Regions from separate parts of the Homo sapiens genome. Here region 2 is linked to region 1. Evidence: read pairs that join two places in POLR2A ChIA-PET (ENCODE). Cell type or tissue: A673. All regions are shown on one strand. Links, peaks and the distances in the headings refer to the core of each region. The heading gives the core; the rest is flanking DNA.

Region 1 (8,067 bases), core at 1,923-5,922:
ACACTCAGAAATATCTATGATATTTTCTACTGAAGTTTGTACTAATTGATGCTTTTCTTATAAGCTATGTATATATGACACCAGCTGAAGAGTGCAGTTCCCTGTGGGAACATGGATTCCCTTGGTAGTTGACAATAGTATAGTCTTAGTAAATAATTAACCAGTTGTTAGTTAAGGAGCCATGGTCTAGCCCTAGATGCTTTAAGAATGTTCATGGAGTTAATGGCTGTCTGTCTTAGTTCTTTGTCGCTACAACAGAATACTGACACTAGGTAGTTTGTAAAGAAAAGAGGTTTATTTAGCTCACAGTTCCGCAGGCTGGCAAGTTCAAGGCGCATGGTGCCAGCATCTACTAAGCCTCTGGTGAGGGCTTCTGTGCTGCATCATGACACAGCAAAAGTTAAAAAGAAAGCAGACACATGTGAAGAGGCAAAACCTGAGGTGTGCCCTGGCTTTATAACAACCTGCTTTCAACATAGTCATTTATTGCTGTGAGAACTAATCCAGTATTGCCAGAGAGAGAATGGCATCAAACCATTTATAAAAGATCTGCCCCCATGACTCAAGCACCTCCCATTAGGTCCCACCTCCCTACACTGGGGGGTCAAACCTCAACATGAGTTTTGGTGGGGACAAAGGATATCCAAGCCACAGCACTATTTTAACAAGAGATCATTCTTCAGGACTTATTATCTGTTATTTTATGAATTTCTTAAATATTCAGGAACAAATGCTATGGTAGTATCTTTAGAAATAAAAACAGTATGTATACTCCATAGGCTATTTGAAAACACTGTTTGTTTTATTATAAATTAGTAATATTTAAAATGTAGATATCTTGTGTAAGTAAGTTAACTGTTACGCATGTTTTAAATGAATGAGGGATGACTGTTGTTTGCGCGAAGTTTCCCCAAGTTCCGCTACTTATCCCTTTCACCTTTGGGGTTCCCTTGCTCATAGAGCGGTATATACAGGGACTAAACCAATCAGGAAATGATGACTAGATTCATTTATTAATAACTGGGAGCAGTATTGTACTTCAGGGCAAGACTGCAGTAAAAATAGAATTGGCTAAGCAAGAGAAGAATCTGCTAAGTACTTGAACTCAGTATATTTAGGCTGCCGGGCTTCCTAACTTACCCAGGAGAGGACAGAGACGTGAGCAGAGGAGAATGTCTAGGTTTACACAGAAGGCTGAAAGTGAACCCACTGCCCACAGGAACACGACCTACTAGAAATAATCGGGTTGACTTCTTCCTTTAAGGTACAAGGACAGTGTGCATTAGATAAATGTGGCTTAATGAGGTTGATCCATTCCACAAATATTTACTGAGAATATTTTTAACCAGATACAAAGAAGAGTAAGACACTTGATCTCCTTTCTAAGATTTCATAAACCAGAAGCATCTTTCTCAAACTGTGTATTCCAAAAAACAGGTGATCTCTGCATAAGAGATTTGTGGTCCAGAAAAACTGAGAAATGTTGGGATATCAACATGAAATGGGTTGCCTTCGGCAGGATTTTTTAGAGCATTTAATGTGTGAATGATATTGTAATTCTCCAAGGGCAACAGAGTACATCATTTCCCAAAGTGAGAACAGGAATAAGGTTCCATTGGAACTCACTTTAAGAAACATTGCCCTCATCTACTCCTCTTCCCCTTTCTCCAGCCACACAGGTCTCTCTGCTGTTCTTTTTTTTTTTTTTTGAGACGGAGTCTCACTCTGTCGCCCAGGCTGGAGTGCAGTGGCGGGATCTCGGCTCACTGCAAGCTCCGCCTCCCGGGTTCACGCCATTCTCCTGCCTCAGCCTCCCAAGTAGCTGGGACTACAGGCGCCCGCCACGATGCCCGGCTAATTTTTTGTATTTTTAGTAGAGACGGGGTTTCACCGTTTTTAGCCGGGATGGTCTCGATCTCCTGACCTCGTGATCCGCCCGCCTCGGCCTCCCAAAGTGCTGGGATTACAGGCGTGAGCCACCCGGCCTCTGCTGTTCTTTATTCCAGGCTAGCAGCCCAGAGGCTTTGTCTTTGCTGTTCCTCCTGCTTGGAACACTTTTCCCCAGAAATGCATTTCCCTGAGCACTCTAGTGATTTTTTTTTTTTTTTTTTTTTTTGATACGGAGTTTCGCTCTGTCGCCCAGGCTGGAGTGCCGTGGCGTCATCTCGGCTCACTGCAAGCTCCGCCTCCCGGGTTCACGCCATTCTCCTGCCTCAGCCTTCCCAGTAGCTGGGACTACAGGCGCCCGCCACCACGCCCGGCTAATTTTTTGTATTTTTTTTTTAGTAGAGATGGGGTTTCACCGTGTTAGCCAGGATGGTCTCGATCTCGTAACCTCGTGATCCACCCGTCTCGGCCTCCCAAAGTGCTGGGATTTAGAGGCGTAAGCCACCGCACCCGGCCCACTCTGGTGATTTTATTGTTAAATTCTCCTCCAAAATTCTTGCTGTCTTTTCCCTACTTTCTTTTTCTTCATAGTAATTTTCATCCCCCAATGTGCCATATATTTTACTTATTTATTTTGTGTCTCATCTGAAAGTAAGCTCCTGAAGGCAGGAGTTTTGACTGCTGAATTCCAGTGGTGCTTAGCCCTGAATATATGACTGAAGGATTGGTGCAGAAGTGTCTTTAGTGACTAAGACAGATGTGCAATAACTTTGAAATTCTAAACAATGATAATATTGTTCTCATCTATGAGTATTTCACATTGTCCTTCCTCTCTGTGTTTGGAGATCTACTCCTTTAATGTTAATAATTTATGACTTAATTTTAAAAAGAAAAATTACTGTTTAATTCTAAAACTTACCTCACCAAGATTCTGCTTGTTGATAATAGAGAGGTTGGTGTAGATGAAAGGGAGTAGATCTGGCTTTAAAGTTACTTTGCAAAGCTATAAGGCTCTAGTTCAAAAAGAAAAGATACGTATAATGTATCCAGAGAAAAACCTAAGAAGAGCTTTTAGTTTTGATCTGTGGAAAAAAAAAAAAAACCTTTTATTTTAGATTCAGGGGTACACATGCAGGTTTGTTACATATGTTAATTGCATGTCACAGGGGTTTGGTGTGCAGATTATTTCATCATGCAGGTGATAAGCATGATTCCTGACAGGTAGTTTTCTGATCCTCACCCTCCTCTCAACCTCCACCCTGAAGTAGGCCCCAGTGGCTATTGTTCCCTACTTTGTGCCCATGTATACTCAATGTTTAGCTCCCACTTAAAAGTGAAAACAATGTGGTATTTGATTTTCTGTTCCCATGTTCGTTTGCTTAGGATAATGGCCTCCAGCTTCATCCATGGTTGCTGCAAAGAACATGATCTCATTCTTTTTCATGGCTGAGTAGTATTCCATGGTTTATATACACCACCTTTTCTATATTCAGTCTATTGTTGATGGGCATTTAGATTGATTCCATGTCTTTGCTATGATGAATAGTGCTGTGATGAACATACACGTGCATGTGTCTTTATGGTAGAATGATTTTATTTCTTTGGGTATATATTCAATAATGAGATTTCTCTGTTTTAAGTTCTTTGAGGAATAACCAAACTGCTTTCCACAGTGGCTGAACTAATTTACATTCCCACCAGCAGTGTATAAGCATTCCCTCTTCCCTGCAGCCTCACTAGGATCTGTTATTTTCTGGCTTTTTAATAATAGCCATTCTGACTGGTATAAGATGGTACCTCATTGTAGTTTGATTTGTATTTCTCTAATAATTAGTGATGTCGAGCATGTTTTCTTTTTCTTCTATTTATTTATATATTTTTGATACAGGAACTAGCTCTGCCACACAGGCTACAGTGCAGTGGCATGATTTTGGCTCACTGCAACCTCTGCTTCCTGGGCTCAGCTGATCATTCCACTTCAGCCTCCAGAGTAGCTAGGACTTACAGGCACTCACCACCATGCCCAGCTCACTTTTTTTTTTTTTTTTTTTTTTTTGACACCGAATCTCACTCCAGGCTGGAGTGCAGTGGCATGATCTCGGCTCACTGCAACTTCCGCCTCCTGGGTTCTAGCAATTCTCCTGCGTCAGCCTCCCGTGTAGCTGGGATTACAGGCGCATGCCGCCACGCCCGGCTAATTTTTTGTATTTTTAGTAGAGACGGGGTTTCACCGTGTTACCCAGGCTGGTCTCGAATCCCTGAGTTCAGGCAATATACCCGCCTCGGCCTCCCAAAGTGTTAGAATTACAGGCGTGAGTCACTGCGCCCGGCCCCCAGCTAATTTTTGTATTTTTTTGTAGAGATGGAGTTTCATCATGTTGCTCAGGCTGGTCATAAACTTCTGAGCTCAAGCGATCCATCCGCCTCAGCCTACCAAAGTGCTAGCATTATAGGCATGAGCCACCACGCCCAGCCACCTTTTTTCATATGCTTCTTGGCGTCATGCATGTCTTCTTTTGAAAGGTGTTCATATCTGTTCATGTCCTTTGCCCACATTTTAATGGGGTTGTTTGTTTTTTTGCTTGTTACTTTAAGTTTCTTATAGATTCTGGATATTAGACCTTTGTGGGATGCATAGTTTGAAAATATTTTCTCCCATTCTATAGGTTGTCTATTTACTATGTTGATAGTTTCTTTTGCTGTGCAGAAGCACTTTAATTAGGTCCCATTTGTCAGTTTTCACTTTTGTTGCAATTGCATTTGGCGTCTTTGACATGAAATGTTTGCCAAGACCTATGTCAAGAATGGTATTTCCTAGGCTATCTTCTAGGGTTTTTGTAGTTTTAGGTTTTACATGTAAATCTTTAAGCCATCTTGAGTTGGTGTTTGTATATAGTGTAAGGAAGGGGTCCAGTGTCAATCTTTTGCATGTGGTTAGCTAGTTATCCCAGCACCATTTACTGAATGAGGGCTTTCCTTTTTTTTGCTAATTGTTTGTTTTTGTCAGCTTTGTCAAAGATTAGATGTCTTAGGTGTGTGGCATTATTTCTGGCCTCTCTATTCTGTTTTATTGGTCTATGTATCTATTTTTCTACCAGTACCATGCTGTTTTGGTTACTGTAGCCTTGTAGTATAAAGTCATGTAATGTGATGCCTCCAGCTTTGTTCCTTTTGCTGAGGATTGCTTTGGCTATTCAGGCCCTTTTTTGGTTCCATATGAATTTTAGAATAATTTTTTTCTAATTCTGTGCAAAATGTTATTGGTAGTTTGATAGAAATAGCATAAATTGCTTTGAGAAGTATGGCCATTTTTACAATATTGACTTTTCCTATCCATGAGCATGGTATGTTTTTCCATTTGATTTCTTTCAGCAGTGGTTTGTAATTCTCATTGTAGATATCTTTCACTTCCCTGGTTAGCTGTATTCCTAGGTGTTTTATTCTTTTTGTGGCTCGTGTGAATGGGATTGCATTCTTGATTTGGCTATCAGCTTGGGCATTGTTGGTGTATAGAAATGCTACTGATTTTTGTATATTGATTTTGCATCCTGAAACTGCTGAAGTTGTTTATGAGATCTAGCAGATTTTGGGCAGAGACCATGTGAGGTTTTCTAGATATACAGTCATATCCATTTGCAAATGGAGACTTCTTTTCTTCCTATTTAGATACCTTTTACTTCTTTCTGTTGCCTGACTGCTCTGGCTAGGACTTCAAGTACTCTGTTGAATAGGAATGGTGAGAGTGGGCATCCTTGTCTTGTTCCAGTTCTCAAGGGGAATGCTTCCAGCTTTTGCCCATTCAGTATGATGCTGGGTGTGGGTTTGTCATAGACAGTTATTATTGTTTTGAGGTATGTTCCTTCAATGCCTAGCTTGTTGAGGGTTTTTAACGTGAAGGAATGTTGAATTTTATGGAAACATTTTTCTGCATCTGTTGAGATGATCATGTAGTTTTTGTTTTTAGTTTTCTTTACGTGATAAATCACATTTATTGATTTGCATATGTTGAACCAACCTTGCATACCAGGGATAAAACCTACTGGATTGTGGTGGATTAACTTTTTGTTGTGGTGTTAGATTTGGTTTGCTAGTATTTTGTTGAGGATTTTTGCATCTATGTTCATCAAGAACATTGACCCGAAATTTTCTTCTTTGTGTGTGTGTTTCTACCAGGTTTTGGTATTGGGATGATGTTGGCTTCATAGAATGCATAAGAGAGGAGTCCCTCTTCCTCAATGTTTTGGAATAGTTTCAGTAGGAATTGTACCAGCTCTTCTTCATATAGCTGGTAGAATTTGGCTGTGAATCTCCCTGGTCCTGGGCTTTTTCTGGTTGGTAGGGTAGGCTTTTTATTACTACCAACCAGAAATACAAGTTCTTGTCAGATCTTGTTATTGGTCTGTTCAGGGTTTCAGTTTCTTCCTGGTAAAATCTTGGGCGGTATATCTTTCCAGAAATTTATCGATTTCTTGTAGGTTTTTTAAGTTTCTTTTTTTTTTTTTCACATAGAAGTGTTTGTAACAGCCTTTGAGAACTTTCTGTATTTCTGTGGGGTCAGTGGTAATGTCCCCCTTGTCATTTCTCATTATGTTTGTTTGGATCTTCTTTTTTCTTTACTGGTCTAGCTAGCAGTCTATCAATCTTATGTATTCTTTCCAAGAACAAATTTCTACTTTCATTGATCTTTTGAATGTTTTTCACATCTCTATATTTCATTCAGTGTAGCTCTGTTTTTGGTTATGTCTTGTCTTCTGCTAGCTTTGGGGTTGGTTTGCTCTTGTTTTTCTAGTTCCTTTAGGTGGGATGTTAGATTGTTAATTTGAGATTTTTCCATGTTTTTAATGTGGGCCTTTAGTACTACAGACTTTTCTGTTAACACTGCTTTAGTCGTGTCCCTGAGATTCTGGTATTTGTTTTTATTAGTTTCAAAGAACTTATTGATTTCTGCTTTAATTTTCTTGTTTACCCAAAAGTAATTCAGGAGCAAGTTGTTTAATTTCAATGCAATTGTATGGTTTTGAGTTATTTTCTTAGTATTGATTCTGTTTTTATAGTGCTGTGGTCCAAGAGAGTGGTTGGTATGATTTTGGTTTTTTTGAAATTGTCAAGACTTGTTTTATGGGCTAATTGTGTGGTTGATTTGAGTATGTGCCATGTGCACATGAGTAGAAGATATAGTCTGTTGTTTTTTGGGTGGATAGTTCTGTAGATGTCTGTTAGGTTTATTTGGTCCAGTGTCAAGTTCAAGTCCTAAATATCTTTGTTAATTTTCTACCTTGATGATCTAATGCTGTCAGTGGGGTGTTGAAGTCTCCCACTATTATTGTGTAGTTATCTAAGTTTTTTCATAGATCTCTAAGAACATGATTTATACATCTGAATGCTCCTATGTTGGGTGCATATATATTTATAACAACCAGATAGTCACATTTTCTTGTTGAATTGAACACTGTAGCATTATGTAATGCCCTTCTTGGTCTTTTGTGATTGGTGTTGATTTAAAGCCTGTTTTTTCCAAAATTAGAATAGCAAACCCTGCTTTTATTGTTTTCTGTTTGCTTGGTAGATTTTTCTCCAACCCTTTACTTTGAGTCTATGGGTGTCACTGCATGTGAGATAGGTCTCTTGAAGACCACATGTAGTTAGGTCTTGCTTCTTTATCTAACTTGCCACTCTGTGACTTTTTATTTGGGCCTTTAGCCCCTTTACATCCAAGGTTGATACTGATATGTATAGATTTGATCCTGTCATCATGATGTTAGCTGGTTATTATGCAGACTTCACTGTGTAGTTGCTTTATAGTGTCAGTGGTCTATGTACTTAAGTATGTTTTTGTGGTGGCTGGTAATGGTCTTTTATTTCCATATTTAGCACTCCCTTAAGGACCTCTTGCAGGGCAGGTCTGGTGGTAACAAATTCCTGTAGCATTTGCTTGTCTGAAGAGGATCTTATTTTTCATTTGCTTATGAAACTTAGTTTGGCTGGACATAAAATTCTTGGTTGGAATTTCCTTTTTTTTTTTTTTTTTTTTTTAAGAATGCTGAATATAGGCCTCCTCTGCTGAAAGATCTGCTGTTAGCCTATTGGGGTTCTCTTTGTAGGTGATCAGCCTCTTCTTTGCTGCCTATAATATTTTTTCTTTCATGACGACCTTGGGAAATCTGATGATTATATGTCTTA
Region 2 (8,067 bases), core at 1,705-5,704, 150 kb after region 1:
TATTTACATTACTCTTTTTGTAAGAGGTAATTATTCTTATTTTGGTAGTTTAGTTACAAAGCATATATCTTTCCTAACATTAATGATCTTCATTGTCCTTCTACAGGATATTTCATATTCAACTATAGTCTGTTACAACCAAATTTTTAAAAATCACAAATTACGATTATTTAATATTCAATAGGCACCTGCAATGTTCTGACTACTGCATCTTCTCCATAGCAAGAAAGCCGGTGAGTTGTGTTAAATTACAACATCCCAGCTGCTACCAGCTGCCTGGATCTTATCCCTTAGCCTCTTACTAATCTTTACCCATTCACTAATTTCAACAGAGGGCTGGTCTTAAGTAGCACACTTGTATAAGAATATTATATTGTAGGACACTACAGAATACAACAAAGAGAGGAATGTAAACATCTTTCAAATGAGTGATTGTGTGGTATACCACGGTGTATTAGTCCGTTCTCACACTGCTATAAAGAAATACCTGGGGCTGGGTGCGGTGGCTCACGCCTGAGGTGGGTGGATCACGAGGTCAGGAGATCGAGACCATCCTGGCCAACATGGTGAAACCCTGTCTCTACTAAAATATAAAAAAATTAGTCGGGCGTGGTGGTGCGCGTCTGTAGTCCCAGCTACTCGGGAGGCTGAGGCAGGAGAATTGCTTGAACCCAGGAGGAGGAGGTTGTGGTGAGCTGAGATCACACCACTGCACTCTAGCCTAGCACCAGAGCAAGACTCTCTCAAAAAAAAAAAAGAAAAGAAAAAAAAAAAGAAATATCTGGGACTGGGTAATTTATAAAGGAAAGAGGTTTAATTGACTCACAGTTCCACATGGCTGAGGAGACCTCAGGAAACTTATAGTCATGGCAAAAGGCAAAGGGGATATAGGGCATGCCTTACATAGCAGCAGGAGAGAATGAGCACAGGGGAAACTGCTATTTTTAAAACCATCAGATGTCATGAGAACTCCCTCTCTATCATGAGGACAGCATGGAGGAAACTGCCCCCATAATCCAATCACCTCCCAACAGTTCCCTCCCTTGACACATGGGGATTACAGTCTGAGATGAGATTTGGGTGGGGACACAGAGCCAAACCATATCACATGGGGAAAGCAAAAGTGCTTATTTTCTTCCCTTCAACAAAGATTGCCCTCAGTGAAAATGAAAATCTTTCTTTACAATGATCAAACAATCCTTTGGTACCTGAAATAAGTCACAGTTAAGGCCCTATGTCCTTGGTGTGAAAGAACTGTTAAAATTCTTCTGAGTGACACTAGAGTAGAGGCACTAGAGTAGAGGCACCCTATGTGGGTCCAGAAGAGAGGTACTAACCAGAGAGGATGGGCTACCAAACCTGGAGGATTTGGGTCACATCTTGTAACTTACTTGTGCTTTTAGGGCCTGCTCAGACTCGATGACATGTATACCACTTCCATTTGATGATGGGGTGTTGCTGTGCATGCTGACGTTATGGCTTGATGAGTCAGATAACACTCAGTTCATGATAGACAGCTCAGGTCACATGGTAATTTCATGGCTTATGGTTAAGCATTCAGTCTCTACTAAGGCCTGGTAGCAGGCCACCTGTTGTTTCTCAAAAGAGAGTAGTTATCTGCAGAAGATGGCAATCTTCACTCCAAAATCCTAACAGCCAGTACTGTGATTCATCTACAGGGGCTGCTAAAAGCTCCAAACAGAATCCCTGTTTGCCACTGACAGCTCAAGTACCATTGGATCTGCTGGATCAAGTGGCAGGGCAGCTTGTACAGCAGCCTGGACCTGCTGCAGAGCCTTCTTTTGTTTTGGGCACCACTTTAAATGAGTAGCTTTTCAGGTCAGTACTCGGTAAGTAGCCCTAGTAACACACTCAAATAAGGAACACATTGCCTCCAAAATCCAAAGAAGCCCGCTAGGCATTGTGACTCTTTTTTGTTTTTGTTTTTGTTTTCGGTTATAGGAGGAGCCAGATTTAATAATTTATCCTCTACCTTAGAAGAGATACCTTGACATGCCCCATACTACTGGACCCCTAAAAATTTCCCTGAGGTAAAATGCCCTGAAGTTTTGTTAGATTTATTTTACACCTTCTGGCACATGAATAACGGATCAATAAGTCTAGAGCAGTTACTACTTCTCACTCACTATGTCCATCAACATAATGTCATCAATGTAATGGATGAGTGTGATATATTGTGGAAGGGAAAGGCAATAAAGATCCTTGCAAACTAAATTATGGCATAGGGCTGAAAAGGGCTGAGGGAGGATGGTGAAGTGTACTGCTGGCCTTGTAAGCTCAAACCAATAATTTTGGTGGGCCTTATGGACAGATATGGAGAAAAAGTGATTTTCCATATCAATAGCTACATACCAGGTACGAGGGGATGAGTCAATTTGTTCAAGTAATGAAACCACATCTGCAATGTGGTACAAAACTACAATTGAAGTCAACACTTTGTTAAGCTTACAATAATCCACTGTCATCCTCCAAGATCCTGCATGGGCCAAATATACACATTGAATTGGGGATGCAGAGGGAATCACCACCCCTGCATCCTTCAAGTCCTTGATGGTAGCACTAATTTCTGAAATCCCTCCAAGAATGCAGTATTGTTTTTGGCTATTTTTCTGGGTAGAGGCAGTTCTACTGGCTTTCACTTGGCCTTTTCCACTATAGTAGTTCTCACTCTACAGGTCAGGGAACAAATGTGAAGATTCTGTTAGTTGCTGAGTATATCTATTCCAATTATGCATTCCGGAATTGAGGAAATAACCACAGGGTGGATTCAGGGACCCAATAGGCCCACTGTGAGATTAACCTGAGTGAAAACTCCATTGATCACCTACCTGACCTCCATAAGCCCCTACTGTGACTGGTGAGCCATATTTTGGGTCTCCTGGAATTAGTGTCAGTTCAGAGCCAGTATCAAGTAATTTTCCAAAGCTCTGATTATTTCCTTTTCCTCAATTTACAGTTACCCTGGTTAAAGGTCAGTGGTTCCTTTGTGGAAGTCTGAGAGAAAGATTAATAGTATAAATTTTTGGTAGTGACCTGGATGCTTCTTCAAGGGGACTCAGACTCCCCTTCTTTCTAGGAGGCCCTGGGTTTGTAAACTGGCTCAACCCTGGGAATTGATTGAGGAGCTGTGGCTCTGTTTCTGTAATTCAGGTTAGAATTTTTTTCACATCAAGTAATAATTCACTAGAGTTTCTGTCTATTTCATTTCTAGGAAGTCTGTGATAAACCTGCCAATGTCATAGGTCTGCATGTATAGACTATCCTGATTGTTGCCTTGACTCTGTTGTCCATTACCTGGACATGTAACCATGTCCATCTTGCCTTTGGTGATTGAGTGCTGCCACTTGGCCCCTGCAACCCCAGGATCTAATTACTCCCATAGCACTTAGGTTTCCCAATCCAGTGGCTACAGTCCCCACTGTAAAGTCTGGCCTACAGAGAAGAGCGATCACAGGGCTCTTCAAGGATGTTGGACTCCTCTCACAAATTTATTTCTCACAGTTGTGGTGAAAAGTATGTCTTCTGGATTCTCCTAGTGTGGGTGCGTAAGTCTTTAATGACAAATTCACTCTAACATTCCAATCTCTCTAAGCTTTTAATCCCTTCCTCTGCATTACATGTCTGGCATTTCCAAATCAGTCATCTTTCGTTCCATGTTTTATACAACCAACTGACCAAACTGTTAGAGCCCCTTTTTAACTTTCTGTGCTGCAATATTATATGTAGAACGTCTGTATAGTGTGCTCATATCAATAAATTCAGCCTAATCCAACTTTATCTTCCTTCAACCATAATTCCACACTGTTAATATCCATTCTCACACATGTTCCTCTAATTTCTGTCTGTAAATATTAGAAAAATCAAATAGTTATTTTGAAGTCTACTGTGCTTTCTTATGGGTCATACTTTGTATCTCATCTTTAGAGACCTGCTGGCATTTGAGTCTAGTTGTAGGTCCAGAAGCAAATAAAAGTGATGTGGATGGGTCTTGAGGGGAATCAGCATTGTCTTACATGGCAACTGCCTCAGGGGAAGTCATACTGTTTTCTCAGGAAATGTACAGTTAATCCAATCTGCTTATACAGGAGATACCACTAGGGGTGGGGAGACTACTTTCTCTGGCAAAGAAGACTCATCAGAATTTAGGAGCTCAATGTCCCAAGCTTTACTGGGTTCTTCCTTCATGTCTCCATCCATACTTATAGAATCCCATACTTTTCCCAATCAGTGCTTTCACTTTAACAGTAGACAGCCTGTGAGGTTGGGAGTTCAACTTACATTGAAATTCAGGCAGTCACTGGATGAGATTTTGCATTTGACTTTCAGCAATCTCAACCCTGCAGCTACAGAAGATAAGGCTTTCCTCCAGGTCACCCATAGAAGCCTTTAGGTCATTCATACAGCACTTCAACTGGGAAATTGAATCCCTGAGCTCATCCCATCCTTTCATCACTTTGTCTAGTGACCTTAGGAGCAACCAAACAAGGTCATTATATTTGTTTATTTTCTAAAAATGTTCAAAAGTACCATACCCAGTTTCTTGTCTCTTATATCTCTTATAAGTAGTTTTTTGGGTATCCAATGCATATATTTTTTATGTCTCTATTATAATTCATGCCATGGACTATGAGTGCACTCTTTACTATTGGAAATAGAGTCATTAGTGTCTTTAAATCTAATCATATTAGAGAGCCAAACCCAAAACCAATTTAGGCAGCTCATTCTTAAAATTCTCTTTCTCTGGAATCATTCTTAGTACTAAAATCTACTCGGGGTTCTCCAGAGAAGCAGAGCCAATAGGATCTATCTATCTATCTATATATATATCTGTATAGATATATACGTCTATCAAGAGAGATATTTATTATAAGTTATTGGCTCATGTGATTATGGAGGTTGAGAAGTCCCACGATCTGCTGTCTGCAAGCTGGAGATTTAGGAAAGCAGTGGTGTACGAAGGCCTGAGAGCCAGAGAACCAATGATGTAGATTCCAGTCTGTGTCTAAAGGCTTGAGAACCAGGAACATGGATGGCAGGGGAAGATTGATGTCCTAGCTTGAGCAGTCAGGCTGAGAATAACTTCAACCTTTGTCTGTTGTTTTTTTGTCCTATTCAGGCCCTCAGTGGATTGGTTAATGCCTATCCACATTGAGGAAAGCCACATGTTTTACTCACTTCACCAATTCAAATACTAATCCCTTCTGGGAATGCATTCTCGAACACCCAGAAATAATGTTTAACCAGACATCTGGGCATCTTGTGGGCCAGTCAAGTTGACACATAAAATTAACATCATACTGCATGAATAGAAATGCAAGTGCCTACTTTTTCTGCTCAAGTTAGGGATATGTTATGCAGTCAATTTTAGCACAGTTGAGGAGTCACAATGCTATGGCAACAGCTTGACCGGGGTCCAACTCTTGGCTTTAACTGCATGACTTAGGGCAATTTCTGAAACTACCAGCTTACTTTCTATGACATATTGTTATCAACTTCATATCTGAGGCTTGAATTAGTTGATGTAGGTAGGACATTTAACACAGTTCCAGGCACATAGATAGAGTTCAAGCAAATACTGGCTTCGTTATTAAGAGAAGGCTACTCTGGGAACTTTCTCCTGAAGACTTGGTGTAGTAGCCAGAATTACATCTCTCCATCTCCTGAAAAAAATCCACATCCTAATCCCCAGAGCCTGTGATTTTGTCAACTTACATGACAAAAGAGAATTTGGATTTTTAATTAAGAACAAATATCTTAAGATGAGAAGAGTAGAGTATCCTGTGTTATTCATGTGGGTCCAATTTAAATATAAGTCCTTAAAAATGAAGAAACATTCCTGGCTGGGTCAGAGGGAGATGTGACCATGTAAGAAAAATGAGAAAGGTGTTTCATATTCCCAGTTTTGAAGATGGAGAAAGATGGCCACAAGCCAAGGAATGTGGACAGGCTCTAGAAGCTGGAAAAGGGAAGGGGACCTATTTTCTTCTAGACCTTCCAAAAAGGAATGCAGTCACTGACAAATCTTTAGCCAAGTGAGACTCATGTTAGACTTCTGACCTACCTCAGTAGAGAGGTTGTGGAGTGGGGAGTCTGAACAGTACCATACCGAGTTGAAGGTCCTTAGGAGGGCTCCTGGCCTCCTCAAAACTAGCTGTTTTGAGTGAAGAGGCTAAATTGACATCTGATGGTATTTTCAGTTTCTGTTCATGAAGTAGGAAGATTCCCAGCTTGAGCTCAAGCAATTTCCAAGACTAAGTTTCAAACACATCTATGCATGTCTAAAAACTGGTGGGTTTAACATGGAGGAGATTCAATGTGTGAGAAGAAAGGCAATCAGTGAGGTCAGCCCAGTAAGAAGCCTTGGAATTCAGATGGGGGGCAGGACTCTGAGCGCAGTAGAGTCTACTTCCCAGAATTATCTGAATTCTATAGCCAGCAGGGGGCTAAATGTAAAACCAAGGAAGTATTTGTTTTTAGCATCAGCAGATTATAAACTAGACTGGGCAGACAGACTATTCTCCCAGGGCCTCCCAGGTGCCTTTGAAGCTGGACACCATCAGGCCCTCCAGGGTCTGGGCAGTGGCAGTGCCTGCTGAGCAACTTCCAGTACAGTAGAACCAAGAGACTCATGGACAAAATGGTGTTCAGATGAGGAAGGCAGAGGAGCAGAGGTGTGAAAAACACGGGTGACATACATTAGGTGAAAGGACGTGGCTCTGCCCTTACCTAAGACCTTCTACAGAATCTTTTGAAAATAATTAAGGGCTGGGCACAGTGGCTCACACCTGTGATCCCAGCACGTTGGAAGGCCAAGGCAGGAGGCTCACTTGAGACTAGGAGTTTGAGACCACCTGGGAGACAGAGTGAGACTTCATCTCTACAAAAAATTAGCTGGTCATTGTGGTGTGTGTCTGTAGTCCTAGCTGCTCAAGAGGTTAAGGTGGGAGAATTGCTGGAGTCCAGGAGTTCGAGGCTGCAAAGAGTTATAATCTATGATTGTGCCAGTGCACTCCATCTTGGACAACAGAGGGAGACCCTGTCTCAATAAACAAAGAAACAAACAAATAAAGGGGGAATTTTGGAGAGTGAGAGGGATCATTGAAGACAGAAGTTCTGCAACTTAAAAACAGTTCACATATGAACCATCTTTAGATGTAATGTTGATTTAAAAATTGATTAGATCTTCTTCCAGGACATCATGTTGAGTGACTGCAACTGGAGAACAGCGAGCTGTGCAGGATGGAGCTGTTGGGGCAGGTTAATGACAAAGGAAGTAGGTTATACCCGAACAGCAGCTTGAACACTCACCCCAGGGTTTAACTGACAAGTTTCATGAGCAACCTAGCAGTGCTCTATTGCTTCATTAAGCAGGCCAGTGAAACTCTCATATTATCAGAATATTATCAGGATTCCCTTAACAGGTACTGAAGAAGTAATTTTCTAGGAAAGAAAATTCTAATGGATGAATAAAAAATCAACCAAACAAATACACATCACCCCTGGACAAATGCCTACTTATCCTTTAGACTTAATGTAATGCAGCTTCCTACAGGTAGTAATTTTTACTGCCTTATGATGACCAAAGAAGTAATTATAAGAAACCAGGCATCTTCAACAGTCCCACTGGTACACTAATGGATTGCCACATAGGTTGTTTACAGACAAATCATTGCAGAGAGAGAATAGATTAAGAAAGAACATTCTAAGAAGACCAGATTTAATCTTGGTTGACAGAGACATTCTTATCTATGACTGGCTAATTAGAGTACATTCAAAATATTAATGTAGCATATACACCTAGGGCATAAAAAATTTTCCAGAAAACTGTCTGGACACACACCAACATATTTTTTTAATTAATTTTTAATTTTTGTGGGTATACAGTAGATGTATATATTTATGGGTTACATGAGATATTTTGATATAGGCATACAATGCATAGTAATCACATCAGGGCAAATGTGGTATCCATCACCTCAAGCATTTATCCTTTCATGTTACAGTCTAATTATACCGCTTACCTATTAAAAATGTACAATTAAATTA

Evidence for each region. Peaks named below come from ENCODE experiments on the same cell type or tissue, not always from the same donor. Only the 100,000 strongest peaks of a DNase experiment are listed, where the experiment ranks them.
Region 2: POLR2A ChIA-PET joins it to region 1 with 5 read pairs; 2 of 35 experiments call an interaction of 5 or more read pairs at or near these places.

What each region holds. Positions count from the first base shown.
Region 1 is chr6:96,845,089-96,853,155 of GRCh38, reverse strand. No RefSeq gene overlaps it. Among named protein-coding and RNA genes, the nearest start is that of GPR63, 12 kb to the right of the region's middle. In A673, for the core only: no CTCF peak of the experiment used is centred there; no DNase peak of the experiment used is centred there.
Region 2 is chr6:96,698,363-96,706,429 of GRCh38, reverse strand. No RefSeq gene overlaps it. Among named protein-coding and RNA genes, the nearest start is that of GPR63, 140 kb to the left of the region's middle. In A673, for the core only: a CTCF peak has its summit at 4,102; DNase peaks (open chromatin) are centred at 3,589 and 4,109; H3K27ac peaks cover 2,120 bases.